Regions from separate parts of the Homo sapiens genome. Here region 2 is linked to region 1. Evidence: chromatin loops called from intact Hi-C (ENCODE). Cell type or tissue: K562. All regions are shown on one strand. Each heading gives the region's core, and the rest is flanking DNA. Links, peaks and the distances in the headings are about the cores only.

What was found. Hi-C counts contacts between places; a loop is a spot of excess contacts. Peaks named below come from ENCODE experiments on the same cell type or tissue, not always from the same donor. Only the 100,000 strongest peaks of a DNase experiment are listed, where the experiment ranks them.
Region 2: it touches region 1 in a loop (4-fold over the local background); 17 of 110 quality-filtered maps call a loop at or near these places.

What each region holds. Positions count from the first base shown.
Region 1 is chr4:2,180,888-2,193,215 of GRCh38, reverse strand. It overlaps POLN (DNA polymerase nu), which reads left to right. Exons shown (of 26, transcript NM_181808.4): 7 at 1-12. Among named protein-coding and RNA genes, the nearest start is that of HAUS3, 55 kb to the left of the region's middle. RefSeq lists a silencer at 6,613-6,785. In K562, for the core only: a CTCF peak has its summit at 6,670 (motif pointing right); no DNase peak of the experiment used is centred there.
Region 2 is chr4:1,907,862-1,912,861 of GRCh38, reverse strand. All of the region lies in intron 3 of NSD2 (nuclear receptor binding SET domain protein 2), which reads right to left. Among named protein-coding and RNA genes, the nearest start is that of NSD2, 39 kb to the right of the region's middle. In K562, for the core only: a CTCF peak has its summit at 2,013; a DNase peak (open chromatin) is centred at 2,001.

The DNA of each region.
Region 1 (12,328 bases), core at 4,393-9,392:
GTTGGAAGCATGGTAAGTTATATTTTTTATTCTCTCTATAATTTAACTCTTCAACTGTGACTCCTCCTATGAATGGGAGAATGGTGAGGGCAGCCATGTCACACAACTCCTGGAGGACCTGGCCACACAGACTGATATGCCTCCTGATGGGCCCTAGGCATGGGGAGGAAGTTTTCCTCCATGTTTCTAGGTTATTTGAATTTTTACAAGTATATATTACTTTCATAATTTAAAATAGGAAAGAGTTAACTTATGTAGCATGGTCAGTGAGATTTCTTGTTACCACAAATAGCTTATAAACTTTCTAAGAATTAAACTACAGTCCAGAGTAATTAACATCAAAACAATATAGGACCTACCTTTTATTTAAAATAGTAAAGATTTTAAATATATATATATATTTTTATTTTTTTAGAGATGGAGTCCAACTTTGTTGCCCAGGCTGGTCTCAAACTGCTGGCCTCAAGCCATCCTCCTGTCTCAGCTTCCCAAAGTGCTGGGATTATAGGCGTGAGCCACTGCACCGGGCCTAAAATAGTAAAGTTTTTTTAATAACTTTTTGAAAACTGGATGGACATGGCCGGGCACAGTGGGTCACACCTGTAATCCCAGCACTTTGGGAGGCTGAGGCAGGCGGATCACGAGGTCAGGAGTTCAAGACCAGCCTGGGCAACATGGTGAAACCCTGTCTCTACTAAAAATACAAAAATTAGCCAGGCTTGGTGGCTCATGCCTGTAATCCTAGCTACTCAAGAGGCTGAGGCAGGAGAATTGCTTGAGCCCAGGAGGTGGAGGTTGCAGTGAGCCACCGCACTCCAGCCTGGGGGACAGAGTGAGATTCCGTCTCAGGAGAAATAAAAAAACTAGATGGACAGCTAAGTGGTAAAACAAATATAGCAAAAATATTCATTGTAGAATCTAGGTGGTGGACATGTGTGTTCACTGTATGATTCTTTTCAAATTATATATTTGAAAATGTTCATAATAAATGTTGGAAAAAGCCCTTTTTATTGTCAAAAATTTCTAACATATACAAAAGTAGGCATCACCCAGTTTCAACAATTATCAATTTCCAGCCAATTTTTTTTTTTTTTTTTTTTTGAGATGGAGTCTCGCTCTGTCGCCCAGGCTAGAGTGCAGTTGCATGATCTTGGCTCACTGCAACCTCTATCTCCCTGGTTCAAGTGATTCTCTCCTGCCTCAGCCTCCCGAGTAGGTGGGACTACAGGTGTGCGCCACCATGAGTGGCTAATTTTTGTATTTTTAGTAGAGATGGGGTTTCACCATGCTGGCCAGGCTAGTCTTGAACTCCTGACCTTGTGATCTCCCCGCCTCGGCCTCCCAAAGTGACCCACTGCGCCTGGCTCCAGCCAATCTTTTGCTCTATAACTCCCCATACTTCCAAACTGCCACTTCCTGGATCCTTTGTAGCAAAACCCAAACATCATGTGATTCATCTCTAAATATTTCAATTGTATGACTAAAATGTGAGATTCTGTTTTTAAGACAACACCATCATCTCTCCCCACCCCCAAGCAAAATAACCAATAATCTTTTATTCTTTTTTTTCCTTCTAAAAATTTTACTGAATCATAATAGATATACATATTTTGGGGGAACTTGTGATATTTTGATACATTCATATAATGTGTAATAATCAAATCCGGGTAAATGGGATATCTATCACCTTAAACATTTATCTTTTCTTTATACTGGGAATATTTGAATTTTCCTTTACTAGCTATTTTGAAATATACAATAGATTATTGTTTACTATAGTCACTCTACTGATTTACTGAACACCAGGTCTTCTTTCTTCTGCCTAACTATGTATTTGTAACCGTTAATCAACTACTCTTAATCCCACCCACCGCCCCCTTACCCTTCCTGACCTCTGGTAACCACCAATCTACTCTACCTTCATGAGATCTGCTTTCTCAGCTCCTACATATGAGCGATATTTATCTTTCTGTGCTTGGCTTATTTCACTTAACATGGTGATCTCCAGCTCCATCCATGTTGCTGCAAATGACAGGATTTCATTCTTTTTTATGGCTGAATAGTAATACCACATTTTCTTTATTTATCTGTTGATGGACACTCAGGTTAATTCCTTATTTTGGCTATTGTGAATAGTACTGCAGTAACATGGGAATGCAGATATCGCTCTGATATGTTGATTCTTTTGAATATATACCCAGGAGTGGGATTGCTGGATCATATGGTAGTTCTATTTCGTTTTTTGAGGAACCTACGTACTGTTTTCCATAGTGGCTGTACTAATTTACTTTCCTACCAATAGTGTATGAGGGTTCCCCTTTCTCCATATCCTCACCAGTATCTGTTATTCCCTATCTTTTTGATGAAAGTCGTTTTAAATTGGGGTGAGATGATATCTCATTGTGATTTTCCTTGCATTTTTCTTATGATTAGTGATGTTGAACATTTTTAAATATTCTTGTTGGCCTTTTGTATATCTTCTTTTCAGAAATGTCTATTCAAATCATTTGCCTATTTTTAAATCATGTTTTCCCCCTATTGAGCTGTTTGAGTTCCTTTTATATCCTGGTTGTTAATCCACTATCAGATGGATAGTTTGCAAATATTTTCTTCCATTCTGTGAGTTGTCTGTTCACTCTATTGTTTCCTTTGCTGTACAGCTTTTGCTTGATGTAATTTCATTTGTCTGTTTTTGCTTTTGTTGCCTATACTTTTGAAGTTGTAGTAAAAAAAAAAAAATCATTGCCCAGACAAATGCACTGGAGCATTTTCCCAATGTTTTCTTCCAGATGTTTCATAGTTTCAGGTCTTAGATTTAAGTCCTTAATCCATTTTGATTTGATTTTTGTATATGGTGAGAGATAGGAGTCTAGTTTCATTCTTCTGCATGTGATTTTCCCAGCACTTTTCCCCAATATATATTCTTGGAGCCTGTCAAAAATGAATTGGCTGTAAATGTGTTGATTTATTTCTGGGGTCTCTATTCTGTTCCATTGGTCTGCGTGTCGGTTTTATGTCAGTACCATGCTGTCTTGGTTACTATAGCTTTGTAGTATAATTTGAAGTCAGGTAGTGTGGGTGATTCCTCCAGCTTTGTTGTTTTTGCTCATGATTGCTTTGGCTATTCAGGGTGTTTGGTTCCATACAGATTTTAGGCATTTTTGTCCTATTTCTTTTTTTTTTTTTTTTTTTGAGATGGAGTCTTGCTCTGTTGCCAGGCTGGATTGCAGTGGCGTGATCTCAGCTCACTGCAACCTCTACCTCCTGGGTTCAAGTGATTCTTGTGCCTCAGACTCTGAAGTAGCTGGGACTATAGGCACTCGCCACCACACCTAATTTTTGTATTTTTAGTAGAGACGGGGTTTCACCATGTTGGCCAGGATGGTCTTGATCTCCTGACCTCGTGATCCACCCGCCTTGGTCTCCTAAAGTGCTGGGATTACAGGCGTGAGCCACCGCGCCTGGCCTTTTTGTCCTATTTCTGTGAAGAATGTCATTGGTTGGTATTTTGATAGAGATTGCATTGACTCTTTGATTGCTTCATGTAACATTGATTTTTTTTCTTTTTTTTTTGTTTGAGATGGAGTCTCTCTCTGTCGCCCAGGCTGGAGTGCAGTGGCACAATCTTGGCTTACTGCAAGCTCTGCCTCCTGGGTTCACGCCATTCTCCTGCCTCAGCCTCCCAAGTAGCTGGGACTACAGGCGCCCGCCACCATGCCTGGCTAATTTTTTGTATTTTTGGTAGAGACGGGGTTTCACCATGTTAGCCAGGATGGTCTCGTTCTCCTGACCTCGTGATCCACCCACCTCAGCCTCCCAAAGTGCTGGGATTACAGGCGTGAGCCACTGTGCCTGGCCGGTAACATTGATATTTTAACAATATTAATTCTTGCATTTCCTCACTTTTATTCTATGTAAGTCTGTATAAGTAAAGTGGGTTTCTAGTAAGCAGGAAATAGTTGTGTCTTATTTCCTTATCCATTCAGCTATTCTATGTCTTTTAATTGAAGAATTTAGTCCATTTACATTCAATGTTATTGGTAGGTGAGGACTTATTACTACCATTTTGTTACTTGTGGTTAAGTGATTTTCTCTGGTAGTATCTTTTAATTTGTAGCTTTTTGTGTGTGTGTGTATTTATTATAGGTTTTTGCTTTGTGGTTACAAAAACCAGTAATAAATACACTAAAAATAAAAAGGAGCCTTACAAAAAAAATCTTATAGTTATAACAAGTTGTTTTAAACAGATGACAACTTATCTTTATTTACAAAGAAAAGAATAGAAACAAACAAATAAAGGAAAAACTAAAAAATCTTTACACTTTAATTCCACCCCCTACACACATTTTGACTTTTTGTTGCCTCGATTTATGTGTTTTTATATGGCCCATCTCTTAACACGTTACCATAGCTATTACTGTTTTTTATAGATTTATCTTTTAATCTTCACACTGGAGTTATGGTGGATTGCATACCACAATTTCAGTGTTAGAGTATGCTGAGTTTGTCTGTGTATTTACTTTTACCAGTGGGTTTCAATCCTTCAAATGTTTTCTTTTTGTATGTTCGTGGTTTTTTTTTGTTTTGTTTTGTTTTTTTGTTTTTTGTTTTTTTTGAGATGGAGTCTCCTTCTGTTGCCCAGGCTGGAGTGCAGTGGCGCAATCTCGGCTCACTGCAAGCTCCGCCTCCCAGGTTCACGCCATTCTCCTGCCTCAGCCTCCCGAGTAGCTGGGACTACAGGCGCCCGCCACCAGGCCCGGCTAATTTTTTTGTATTTTTAGTAGAGATGGGGTTTCACTGTGTTAGCCAGGATGGTCTTGATCTCCTGACCTCGTGATCTGCCCACCTCGGCCTCCCAAAGTGCTGGGATTACAGGCGTGAGCCACTGCGCCCGGCCCGTGTTTTTTTCTTTCAGATTGAAGAACTCCTTTTAGCATATCTTGGAAGATGGGTCTGGTGGTGATGAATTTCCTCAGTTTTTGTTTGTCTGGGGCTTTATCTCTTTTTCACGTGTGAAGGATAGCTTTGCTGGGCACAGAATTCTTGGGTGACAGTTGTCTTTTGTTTTGTTTTCCTTTTTATTGGGGAGGGGTTGGCAGGGAGATGGGGTCTCACTCTGTCACCCAGGCTGGAATGCAGTGGTGTGATCATAGCTCACTGTAACCTCAAATTCCTGGGCTGAAGTGATCCTCCTGCATCAGCCTTCCAAGTAGTCGGGACTATAGGTGTGTTCTACCACACCCAGATAATTTTTTTATTTTTATTTTGTAGAGACAGGGGTCTCACTATGTTGTCCTGGCTGCTGTTGAACTCCTAGCCTGAAGCAATCCTCCTGCCTTGGGCTCCCAAAGTGTTGGGATTACAGGTGTCAGCCACCAAGCCTGGCAGTTGTCTTTTCTTTCAGCACTTTGAATAGGTTATCCCACTCCCTCCTTCTGTTGAGAAACCTGTTGCCAGATGAATTGGAGCTCCTTTATATGTTATTTGTTCTTTTCTCTTGCTGTTTTTGGGGTCCTTTCTTTGTCCTTGACCTTTGGGGGCTTGTTTATTATATGTGTAGTGTAATATAGGGTAGTTATATTTGGGTGATTATAGGGTAGTTTTATTTGGGTTTAATCTGTTTGATCTCTGGCCTTCCTCTACCTGGATATTTATATCTTTCTCAAGATTTGGGCCAGGCGCAGTGGCTCATGCCTGTAATCCCAGCACTTTGGGAGACTGAGGCGGGTGGATCACTTGAGGTCAGGAGTTCGAGACCAGCCTGGCCAACATGGTGAAACCCTGTCTCTACTAAAAATTCAAAAGTGAGCCGGGCATGGTGGCACATACCTGTAATCCCAGATACTCGGGAGGCTGAGACAGGAGAATCACTTTAACCCAAGAGGCAGAGGTTGCAATGAGCCAAGATCAAACCATTGCACTTCCGCCTGAGCAACAGAGCAAGACTCCATCTAAACAAACAAACAAACAAAACAAACAAACAAAAAATTTGGGAAGTTTTCTGTTATTATTTTTTGAATAAGCTTTCTATTCCTTGCTCTTGCTCTGCTTCATCTTGAACACCACTAATTCTTAGATTTGCTCTTTTGAGGCAATTTTCTATATCTTATAGGTGTCCTTCTTTTCTCTTCTCTCTTTTCTTTTTACTCCTCTGTGTCTTTTCCAGTAGTCTATCTTCAGACCCACTGATTGTTTTCTCTGCTTGATCCATTCTGCTGTTGAGAGCCTCTATTGAATTTTTCAGTTCAGCAAATATATTTCTCAGTTCCAGGATTTCTGTTTGATTTTTTAAATTAAGTCAACCTCTGTTAAATTTTTCTGATTAATTTCTGGGTTTTTCTGTGTTATTTTAGAGATCACTGAGTTTCCTTAAAACTGCAATTTTGAATTCTTGATCAAAGAGCTTCACTGTCGCCATCCTGTTAAGGTCAGTCACTGGCTCCTTGCTTTGTCTGGTTTGAGAATGTCATGGTTCCCCACTTGCTATTATTTCTTGTGAATGTACGTCTATTTCTTTGCATTGAAGGATTCGTTTTTTTGTTCCAATCTTCTCTGTCTGGTTTGTTTTGGTTTTTTATTAGGTATGTTTGCTCAGAGATTTTTGGTCAATATACCTGTTAAATATCTTTTTGTTTTTGCTAGGTCCTTGCTTCCTTTTCAGCACTAGGTGGCACCTTAAGCCCAGGTGTGCCTCGGCTCTAGCAAACTTCAGAGCGCTCCCCATCCCTGATGAGGAAAGTCCCTAAGGGAATACCTCGCAGTATGGGAAGGCTAGCCGGGAGTTCATGCCCAGGGGACCTGTAGGATGTACCTCCTACAACATGGTCCTACTGACCAGCCTTTCTGATTTGGTGTCTCCTCTGTCTATGGTACAGAGCCGAGTGTCTGCTAGTCTCTACCACTGCCCATTTCTGGCTGTCCTCAGGGATATTTCTCCCTTCAGACACTCATGATGCTTCCTGTGGATTGTGGCAGGGACGGGTCTCCTGCCAGGGGGCCCAAGATGATGGGAAAGTTGATTGTCCACCTCAGTCTCACTTTTTTCAGTTTAGTAACTGAATTGGGAGAAGTTTTTCTACATGTTTGGTGACTGGCAGATTGGGGAAGGGACATAAAGTCTGATTCTCTTACTGTCTGCATGGAGTTTTTTCACTTCTGTGTGGCCTTGGAAACTGTGTCATCCTTATATTTGGGTTCTGGGATATTGCTGGTGATAATCTTGGTGCTGTATATTGGTTTTTGCTTTTTCTGTGAAGGAGAGTGAAGCCGGCTTTCTTGTGTTCTACCATTTTGGTAACATCACTCTATTACCAATAATCTCTTTTTATTATTAGCTGTCTAGTCAGTGTTTGCACTTCCCTAGTTGTTCTATAACTGTTTTTGTTTATTTGTTTTGTTTTTTTACAGTTTGTTTTAACTGGGGCCCAAAGCCCGTAACTTGTATTTCTTTTTGTTTATTTGTTTGTTTTTGAGATGGAGTCTCGCTCTGTCACTCAGGCTAGAGTGCAATGGTGCAATCTTGGCTCACTGCAACCTCTGCCTCCTGGGTTCAAGCAATTCTCCTGACTCAGCCTCTTGAGTAGCTGGGATTACAGGCACGTGCCACCATGCCTGGCTAATTTTTTATATTTTTGGTAGAGAGGGGTTTCACCATGTTGGCCAGGCTGGTCTCGAACTCCTGACCTCAAGTAATCTGCCTGCCTCGGCCTCCCAAAGTGCTGGGATTACAGGCATGGGCCACCGCGCCCAGCCAGGTGTGCTTGTATTTGTTAAGCCTCTTTTCATCTATATGTTCTCCCTTCCTCTGTCTTACACTCTTGCAGTTGTTTTGGTGTTCAAGAAACCAGATTGTTTGTCCTGTAGAATTTCTCACAGTCTGGATTTTACTGAGCACATCTCTTTCTTCTCATTTAATATGTTATCTCTCTTCTATTTCCTGTAAATTGGCAATTAGATCCAGATGCCTGATCAGATTCAGGTTAGATTTGGGAGAGAAAGACTACATAAGTGTTGTATACGTTTGTCAGGAGGTATATAATGTTTGGATGTTTATCTTTTTTTGTGATGTTAGAAGCTACTGCTTGTCATTGTCTAGGTTCCTTAATTGCAACATGGTGATATTTAAGATCTATTATGCTTTCTTCATTTATTAGCTATAACACTTACATAAAGAGAAATCCCCTTTTATCATCTATTTGGTTACCCTAAGTACACTTCATATAGAAAAGCCAAGATAAAATTTGATTATTTTCCTTTATTTACCCGTTTTCAAAATAATGAATTGTTTCATAGAATCACCAAAAGGTGATCAAAAAAAGCCTTTTTCATTTTAGTATCATTATGAGCATATGGATTTAAATATATTTGATATGTTTTGACACATTGCACATGATCTTTGATGAGTTAGGTGAGCCTTTGTCATACAAACCTAGTAATCTGGGCATCTTCTTTGATTTGTGGTATGGTAGGATGTTTCCAGGTCATCTTGTGCATTTCCTGCTCTAGACCTGAAATTAGCCATTTCTTCAAGGAGCCCTGTTACATTAGTGAAAATGGCATTTAGAGACCAGAATCTGGTCACTGGATATGTACCTCACTATTAGGTTGACTTTTGTTACCAGGCTAAGATGTTTGTATTTTTTTTTAAGATAAAATATACTGTGAGTTCATACTGATATTTCTAATTCATGTTCAGGATGACAGGGTTTTTACTTAACCTTATTGATCTCCTTTAAAACATACTGAAGAATCCTTTGTACTTGGAGGTCAGTTTGGCTGTATATAAGATCACTGGTTTACATCTTTCTTTGTATTTCTAAAATATGCTATACTATTGTTTTTTGGCATAAAGTGGTGCTTTCAGAAAGTGTGGTGAAAATCTGATTCTCTTTCCCTAATTAGTGACTTGGTCTTTTTGTCTGAATGTCCAAAGGTTTTTGTTTGTTTTGTTTTCCTTTTTTTTTTTAAAGTCTAGTGTTTTACTAGACTGTGTCTTGGTGTTGGCTGTTTTGGGTCAATTTTGCAAGATATGTATGTACCCTTAAAAAAAAAAAAAAAACTTTGGCTGGGCACGGTGGCTCACGTCTGTAATCCCAGCACTTTGGGAGGCGGAGACGAGTGGATCACCTGAGGTCAGGAGTTCAAGACCAGCCTGGCCAACATGGTGAAACTCCATCTCTACTAAAAATATGAAAATTAGCCGGGCATGATGGCGTGCGCCTGTAGTTCCAGCTACTCAGGAGGCTGAGGCAGAAGAATCACCTGAACCTGGCAGGCAGAGATTGCAGTGAGCAGAGATCTCGCAAGACTCTGTCTCAAAAAAAAAAAGAAAAAAAGAACACCTTGTAAATAGCTTTCTGGTATAGCTTTAAAAAATAGCGGTTTTATTAAGATATAATTTCATACCATAAAATTCACTCTTTAACTGTACAATTCAGGGGTTTTTCAAGTAATCACAGAATTGTGCATCTATCACCACTACATAATATCAGAACATTTTTGTCACCCCAAAAAAAAACCCTGTACTCCTTAGCAGCCACTCCCCATCCCCCCTTTCTCAGACTCTGGCAAGCACTAATCTGTGGTTTTTTGTCTCTGGAGTTGTGTATTCTGAATATTTAACATGAATAGAATTGCACAATATGCAACCTTTTGTCACTAGCTTATTTCATTTAGCCTGATGTAGCTTTTTGTTGTTGTTGGTTTTTAACCTAGTGTTTTAAAGGTTCATTCAAGTTGTGGCATGTATCAGTACTTTATTCCTTTTTATGGCTGAATAATATTCATATTTTGTTCATTCATCAGTTGATGAACATTTGAGTTGTTTTCACTTTTAGCTGTTATGATTAATGCTTCTATGAACTTTGGTGTAAAGGTCTTTGCGTGGACATATTTTCAACTTGCTTGCGTGTATATCTAGAAGAAGTAGAATTGCTGGGTCATGTGGTACTCTGTATTTAACATTCTGAGGAACTGCCAAACTTGTTTCCAACAAGGCTGCACCATTTTAACCAGCACTGTATATAGCACTGTAACTTCCCCACATCCTTGCCCAATACGTGTTCTTGTGTATCTTTATTTTAGTCATCCAAGTGGATGTGAAGTGTTACATCCTTATGGTTTTGGTTTGTATTATACTGATGCCTAATGATATTGGACATCTTCTCATGTGCTTATTGGCCACTTTTATATCTTTTTTTGGGGAAATGTCTGTTCAAATATTTTGCCCATTTTAAAATTGCATTGTCTTTTTATTGTTTATTTGTAAGAATTATTTATATATTCTAATATGAGTTTATTGTCAGATATACAATTTGCAAATACTTTCTCCCAATCTGTGACTTGTCTTTTTAGTTTCTTGATGTCCTTTGAAGCACACTTTTTTTTTTTTAAGGAAATCCGATTTATTTGTGTTTTCTTTTGTTATTTGTGTTTTTGGTGTCAAATCTAAGAAACTATTGTTTAATCCAAGGTCAGAAAGATTTACTCATTTTTTTTCATACAAGTTTAATCATATTCTCTCTGAGGTTAGGCTTATGATCCATTTTTGGTTAATTTTTGCATATGGTGTGAGGTAGGGGTCTGTATTAGTTTCCTAGGTCTGCTGTAACATTACCATAAACTAAGTGCTTAAAACAAAAATTTATTTTCTTACAGTTCTGGGGGCTGGAAGTCCAAATTAAGGTGTTGGCAGTTCCTTCTGGAGTCTCTGAGGGAAAATCCATTCTGTGACTCTCCCCCAGCTTCTGGTGGTGGCTGGAAGTCCTTTTCACTCCTTGACTTGTAGACACATCCCTCCAGTCTCTGCTTCCATCCTCATGTGGCCTTTTCCCTCTGCATGTCTCTATATGTCACCTTCTTTTCTGTCTCTCATAAGGACACCCATCATTGGATTTAGGGCTCACCCTAACTTAAGATGATCTCATCTCAAGATTCCTACCATAATTGTATCTGCAAAGGCCCTTATTTCAAATAAGTTCCCATTCTGAGATTCTGGGTGGAGTTATCTTTTGAGGACCACAATTCCACCCATTGTTGGTATCCAACACCATTCTTAGTACCTTTGTTGAAAATCAATCAACCACTGATGTATGGGTTTATTTCTAGACTCTTGATTCTGTTCCACTGATCTGTAGGTCTATTCTGTGTCGATACTACGCTGTATTGATTATGTATATGTCTTTATGTAGTTTAAAGTCATCTTTTTTTTTTTTTTTGAGACGGAGTCTCACTCTGTTGCCCAGGCTGGAGTGCAGTGGCGTGATCTCAGCTCACTGAAAGCTCCGCCTCCTGGGTTCACACCATTCTCCTGCCTCAGCCTCCCCAGTAGCTGGGACTGCAGGTGCCCACCACCACACCCAGCTAATTTTTTGTATTTTTAGTAGAGACAGGGTTTCACCGTGTTAGCCAAGATGGGCTCAATCTCCTGACCTCGTGATCTGCCTCTCCTGACCTCGTGATCTGCCTGCTTCGGCCTCCCAAAGTGCTAGGATTACAGGCATGAGCCACCATGCCCGGCCTAAAGTCATCTTGAATTACAGTGTTTAGTGCTGTGTTCGTTTGTTTTCTTTCCTTTGATTTCCTATTTCATATGTTGAATCTTCTTGTCTGTCTTTCATATTTATCTTTTTGTCATATTTATCATTTTTTATCCAGAATCCATTTTCAGTTTCGTCATTTCTTTTAGATTTTTTAAAATTTTATTTTATTTTATTTTTAAGTTCTGTTGGACTTGATTCTTTTTTATTTAAAAAAATATTCTGTCTTTTTTGGCTGGGCACAGTGGCTTACGCCTGTAATCCCAGCACTTTGGGAGGCTGAGGTGGGCAGATCAACTGAGGTCAGGAGTTTAAGACCAGCCTGGCCAACATGGTGAAACCCCATCTCTACTAAAAAAAACAAAAATTAGCTGGGCATGGTGGTGGGTGCCTATAATCCCAGCTACTCGGGAGGCTGAGGCAGGATAATCACTTGAACCTGAGAGGCAGAGGTTGCAGTGAGCCGAGATCATGCCATTGCTCTCCAGCTTGGGCAACAGAGCAAGACTCCATCTCAAAAAAACAAACAAAACAAACAAACAAAAAATTCCCTTTCCTTAATTCTTTTTTTTTTTACTTTAAGTAGTTAGCTATTATGTTTATTTGCTTTTGTGTCTTGCGCCAGTTTAGTTTTTATTTCTGAAATGTCTTCTTTTTTTAAATTTTCTCTCCTAGATTCTGTCATTTCTTTGTATAATTTTTCTTTTTCTAAGTCACCTAATTTCTAAGTATATTATTCGGATTTACTTACTTTTTTACAGGTTTTACTCTTTCTTAATTTTCTGAGTTTG
Region 2 (5,000 bases), core at 1-5,000, 280 kb after region 1:
AGCTTAAAGAAAGTCTAAGCTTACTGCAGTGCAAAAGGTTAAGAGTGCTAGCAAACCAGAATCAAGCAGGAAAAAGGAAGATTCTAGGAGAGAGCTCCAAGGGAAGAAAAGATGAGAGAAAACAACTTTTTTACAAAGAAAGAAAATCTAAGTAGTAAGGAAGGAGGGTTAAAAGATGAGTTCCAAGAAGCAGAAAGGGAAGATGGGACTCAAACCCAGGTTTTCATTTTTTTTTAAGGAGAAAAAATAACTATATAAATATATAAATAGGAGAAACTAACTTCATAATAAGGATGAGTTTTAAGGATGAGGAGATGAATACTTGAAAAAAATTAAGGCTGTATGGACAACATAGTGTATGATTTCAAAAGAAAGGCAGTAATTAATTCCAAGGGAAACAAAAGGTTTTACAAGAAAATGCAATTACAGAACATAACTTGGTTTTTCACTGAATGATATTTACATAGTCAAAATTATGTAAACACTTATTTTTCATTTATTACAAATAGTGACTTAATTATATGGGGAGAATGGGGGGAAAGAAATAGAAAATGGCTGAAGAGTTCAATCTTCATTTTCCATGATAGAAAGTTAACAGAAAATGTCTACATGAGAAATCAAAGTATTAGAAGTAGAAGAAAATGATGAAAGAGATAAAAATAATTACCTCTGGGGAGGAGAGAGGAAGGCAGGGGATGATTTTTCACTATTAATCTTTCAGTACAATTTGACTTGTTTTTAAGTGTTCAAACTTCTTTGATTTGAAAATACCTAAGATTCAAGGATATGTCAAGGGATTTGTGACTTCTTCCATTACTTTAAAACTTTGTAAGAACTTTTCTTAGTAATGAAAATGAATACAGGTATGTTATAGCATTTTTATAATAAAGAAAACCTGTAACAGCACACACAATATAAAATTAAACCATGTTTATAAATAATGACACAGATAAATGCTCCTTACATGTCAGGTGGGAAAAAAAGCAGAAGAGATTATTGTAATCTGATCCCAAGTTTGTAAAATAAATGAGTGTAACATTCTGAAGTTCTTTCCCATCTAGAAACCGGATAACATAACCGAATTTTCTACTATTTTTATGGGTTTCTTTAATCCATAGGAACTATCCTTTGGTCCAAGTTGAGAGGTGAATATCTCACTGTTTTTATTTTACCAATAATTAACCAGTTGTCCCAGTACTATGTTATTAGTAATCCTCCCTTCCTATGCAATTTCTTTCTTTCTTTTTTTTTTTCTTTTTTTTTTTTTTTTTTTTGAGATGGCGTCTCGCTCTGTCGCCCAGGCTGGAGTGCAGTACTGCGATCTCGGGTCACTGCAACCTCTGTCTCCTGGGCTCAAGCGATTCTCATGCCTCAGCCTTCCCAGGAGCTGGGATTACAGGCGCCTGGGACCACACCCAGCTAATTTTTGTACTGTTAGCAGAAACAGGGTTTCATCACGTTGGCCAGGCTGGTCTCGAACTCCTGACCTCAAGTCACCCACCTGCCTTGGCCTCCCAAAGTGCTGGGATTATAGGCATGAGCCACTGCACCTGGCCCTCTTCCTATGCAATTTCTGATGTTCATTAATCACCATCTGTATAAAAATGCAAGTCACTGACCTCCCCACCTACATCCCCTTCGAAGAGAACCTGGCTTCTACTAACAGTCCTGGTACCTAATTTTGTACTGTGTTCCTTTTTTCCCCATCACAGCCCATTAGACTACAGGTAGTTTGTGACTCTCTGGGCTCAACTAAGCCAGAGTTTCTCTCCAGATTTTGTGGAGCCTGTTAAGTTCCATGCATGCAAAATGAACCCCACCAAGAGACAAGGCTGCCTCAGAGATAAAGCTCCAGGGAGGGAAGAGAAGCCATAAAGATGCAGACAAGGCCAGGTGTCTGCGGAAGCCAAGAATGGAGCACAGGAGCAAAGTCACAACGACATGAGACCACAGAGCTCCCTGGGAAACAAAGGACAAGCATGACCATGCCTGAGTTTCCCAGTTCAGTCTCTGGAGGGCACCAGAGCCCCAAAATAGGTAAAGCAGAAACTGCCAGAACTACAAGTAGAAAAACAGCAAATCCACAATCCCATGGGAGATTTTAACACATCTCTCAGCAAGTAATAGAACAAGCAAGAAACAAATCAGTAGGAAGATAATACCATCAAACAGCACAAGACACGAGAAAGCCAGATTACCTGCAATATTTTTAGAAAATGCCAGAAGCATTTTTTTTCCTATATAAAGCAAGGAGGGTTAATTCCTAACATTCCCTTCCATAACACAGAAAAGGTGACAACAAAAATCTCCACAACAGAAAATTACTTGATTCCAGACCACAGTTACCTAAAGAGACCAGTGAGTGTAATATCTAAAACATATAGTTATCTTCTGTTTCCAACTTAAAAGGTTGAGCCTTGACCAGCCTGGCCAATATGGTGAAACCCCATCTCTAGCAAAAATACAAAATTAGTCGGGTGTGGTGACACATGCCTGTAGTGCCAGCTACTCGGGAGGCTGCGGCAGGAGAATCACTTGAACCTGGGAGACAGAGGTTGCAGTGAGCCGAGATTGTGACACTGCACTCCAGCCTGGGTGACAGAGAAAGACTGTCTCGAAAAAAAAAAAGGTTGAGCCTAAAAGCTGCTAGTCCACCTAGGTGCCCTGGTAGATACTAGCTAACACAGGTTCTGCTGCTGTAAATTACAACAATGCTATTAAGACTTTCATTAACTTAAGATTTCCAAAGGAAATTTTGATTTCCAAAAGAATCTAGATTGAGCTGTAGCTTATGAGTTATGTTCACTTTTGCATGTATATTATACCTCAGTTTTCAAAATTTAAGTATATTACTAAGATACACGGATTCAAACTGGTCCATAAATCCCAAGCATGATAAATAATTTTTTTTTTTTTTAACGGGTGCCGGGCGCGGTGACTCACGCCTGTAATCACAGCACTTTGGGAGGCCGAGTTGGGCGGATCACAAGGTCAGGAGGTTGAGACCAGCCTGGCCAACATGGTGAAACCCCAGCTCTACTAAAAATACAAAAATTAGCTGGGCATAGTGGTGTGCACCTGTAATCCCAGCTACTCGGGAGGCTGAGACAGGAGAATCGCTTGAACCTGGGAAATGGAGGTTGCAGTGAGCCGAGATCATACCACTGTACTCCAGCCTGGACGAGTGAGCAAGACTCCATCTCCAGGAAAAGAAAAAAAAAAAGGATAGGAATAGAGGATAGAAAAATATAAAAGTACTGGCTTCACAGGACCCATGCTCAGCCCACTCCACGGCAGGAGCTATCTCTTCTTCACATCCCTGTCCTTCCAAAACAACGACACTCACCACTCACTGTCTCATTCTCATCATGGGGTGCTGCAGGCCAAGTGTTGGAGAATCAAAAATGGACCCAAGAGCTCCACTTGGAGCAAGGGCTCAGCACTGCTTGGAGACCTACTGCACAGAGTTTCCCTTGCAAACTCTGTCTCCCAGAGCAATGAACACAACCAGCGACCAGACCTGGGCTCCTACATACTATTCTGTACTCAAAGAACCTAGGCCTTCTCTGAGAAACGGCTGATGCTAGGGTTGGGGGGGGTGGTGGGAAAAACAGTACAAGATGAGCCTGGAACATCTTGTTGTACCAGAACGTAAAGAGGTGCTCAAGGGCTGACGGGGACATGTCAAAGGCATACAACTTAAAGGAACTTAATAGAACTCCCACTGGTCAAATTTGGGACAATGTGAGGATTTAAGAAAATAAGAACTAAAATATATAACTCTTTTTTTTTTAGGGAGGAGCTCATTTTCATAGAAAAATGACAACTAAAATGTAGAAAGTGCAATAATAGCCAGTTACCATTTAACAAGTCCATGATGAATCATCAAGGACTGCTAAAGCCGTGGCTGCTGGGGACAGGTATGGTGGCTCACACTTGTAATCCCAACAATTTGGGAGGCCAAGGCAGGAAGAAGATGACCTGAGCCCAGGAGTTTGAGCCTGGAGTGAGCTATGATTGTGCCACTGTACTCTAGCCTGGACAGAGCAACAGAGCCAAGACCCTATCTCAAAACAACAACAACAAAAGCTACACTGTTGGGACAGACTACAAGCACAGCCCACAGGTCCCTCATTAGTGACAATGGGGACCTGTGCCTTTCCACAGAGAGCTCTGGTGGTCATCGCCTACCAGGGGTGGGTCAGCTGACACATAAGCTCCTCCTGATGTGGTCTGACTAGCACTCTGTCCTTCCCTCACTTCTCTTTGTTCTGCTCACTTCCTTTGACCCCTTTTCTTTTAAGATTATCTGAATCTCCTTTCAGTTGGAGGGTTATCTACCCAGGCTTGACTCCTTCTGAACTGCTTTTCAAATGTACAGTATCTTTTATACTCTAATGCCTTCACACACACAAAAAAGTATATTATCAGTCTTCTGAAGTAGGTTTGCTTGTGCCTCCTACTCTACATCCCACAATAATTCCTAGAGAAGCCGACTGCTGAGGTGAGGCAGGCCACTGCCCAGCCTATGCTGGTGCAGGACACTCCCTTCTTCTGTACACAGATCTTTAGTAAAGGGCCAAAGCTACCTTTCAAGGTTCCAACTGTGAGATCCAACCTGGCCTTTCTGACCTAGGTCTGATCATGAGAAAGCTAAAGCAGTCATGAGGAATTGGGGATTGGGAGTGCTGTTCTAGACTAGCAGAAGCTAAAGAGGCACAACCACCAGATGCCGAGTATGCATCTCAACCCTGAAGTACAGAAAAAGACAGGTAGGGGCCTGCTGGGGACACGCCCTACACCTGCTCTTAGCACAGCAACAGATCTTGTTACTGATGTGATGTTTCCCGAAATGCGGCTGGTGCTGAGTCAATAAGGAAACTGTCCTTGTTCTGACGTATTTGGGGGTAACAGTGCCACGAAAGCTACCAGCCATCATGCAACAAAAGAGATGGAGGCTAGGCACAGTGACTCATGCCTGTAATCCCATTGGGAGGCCA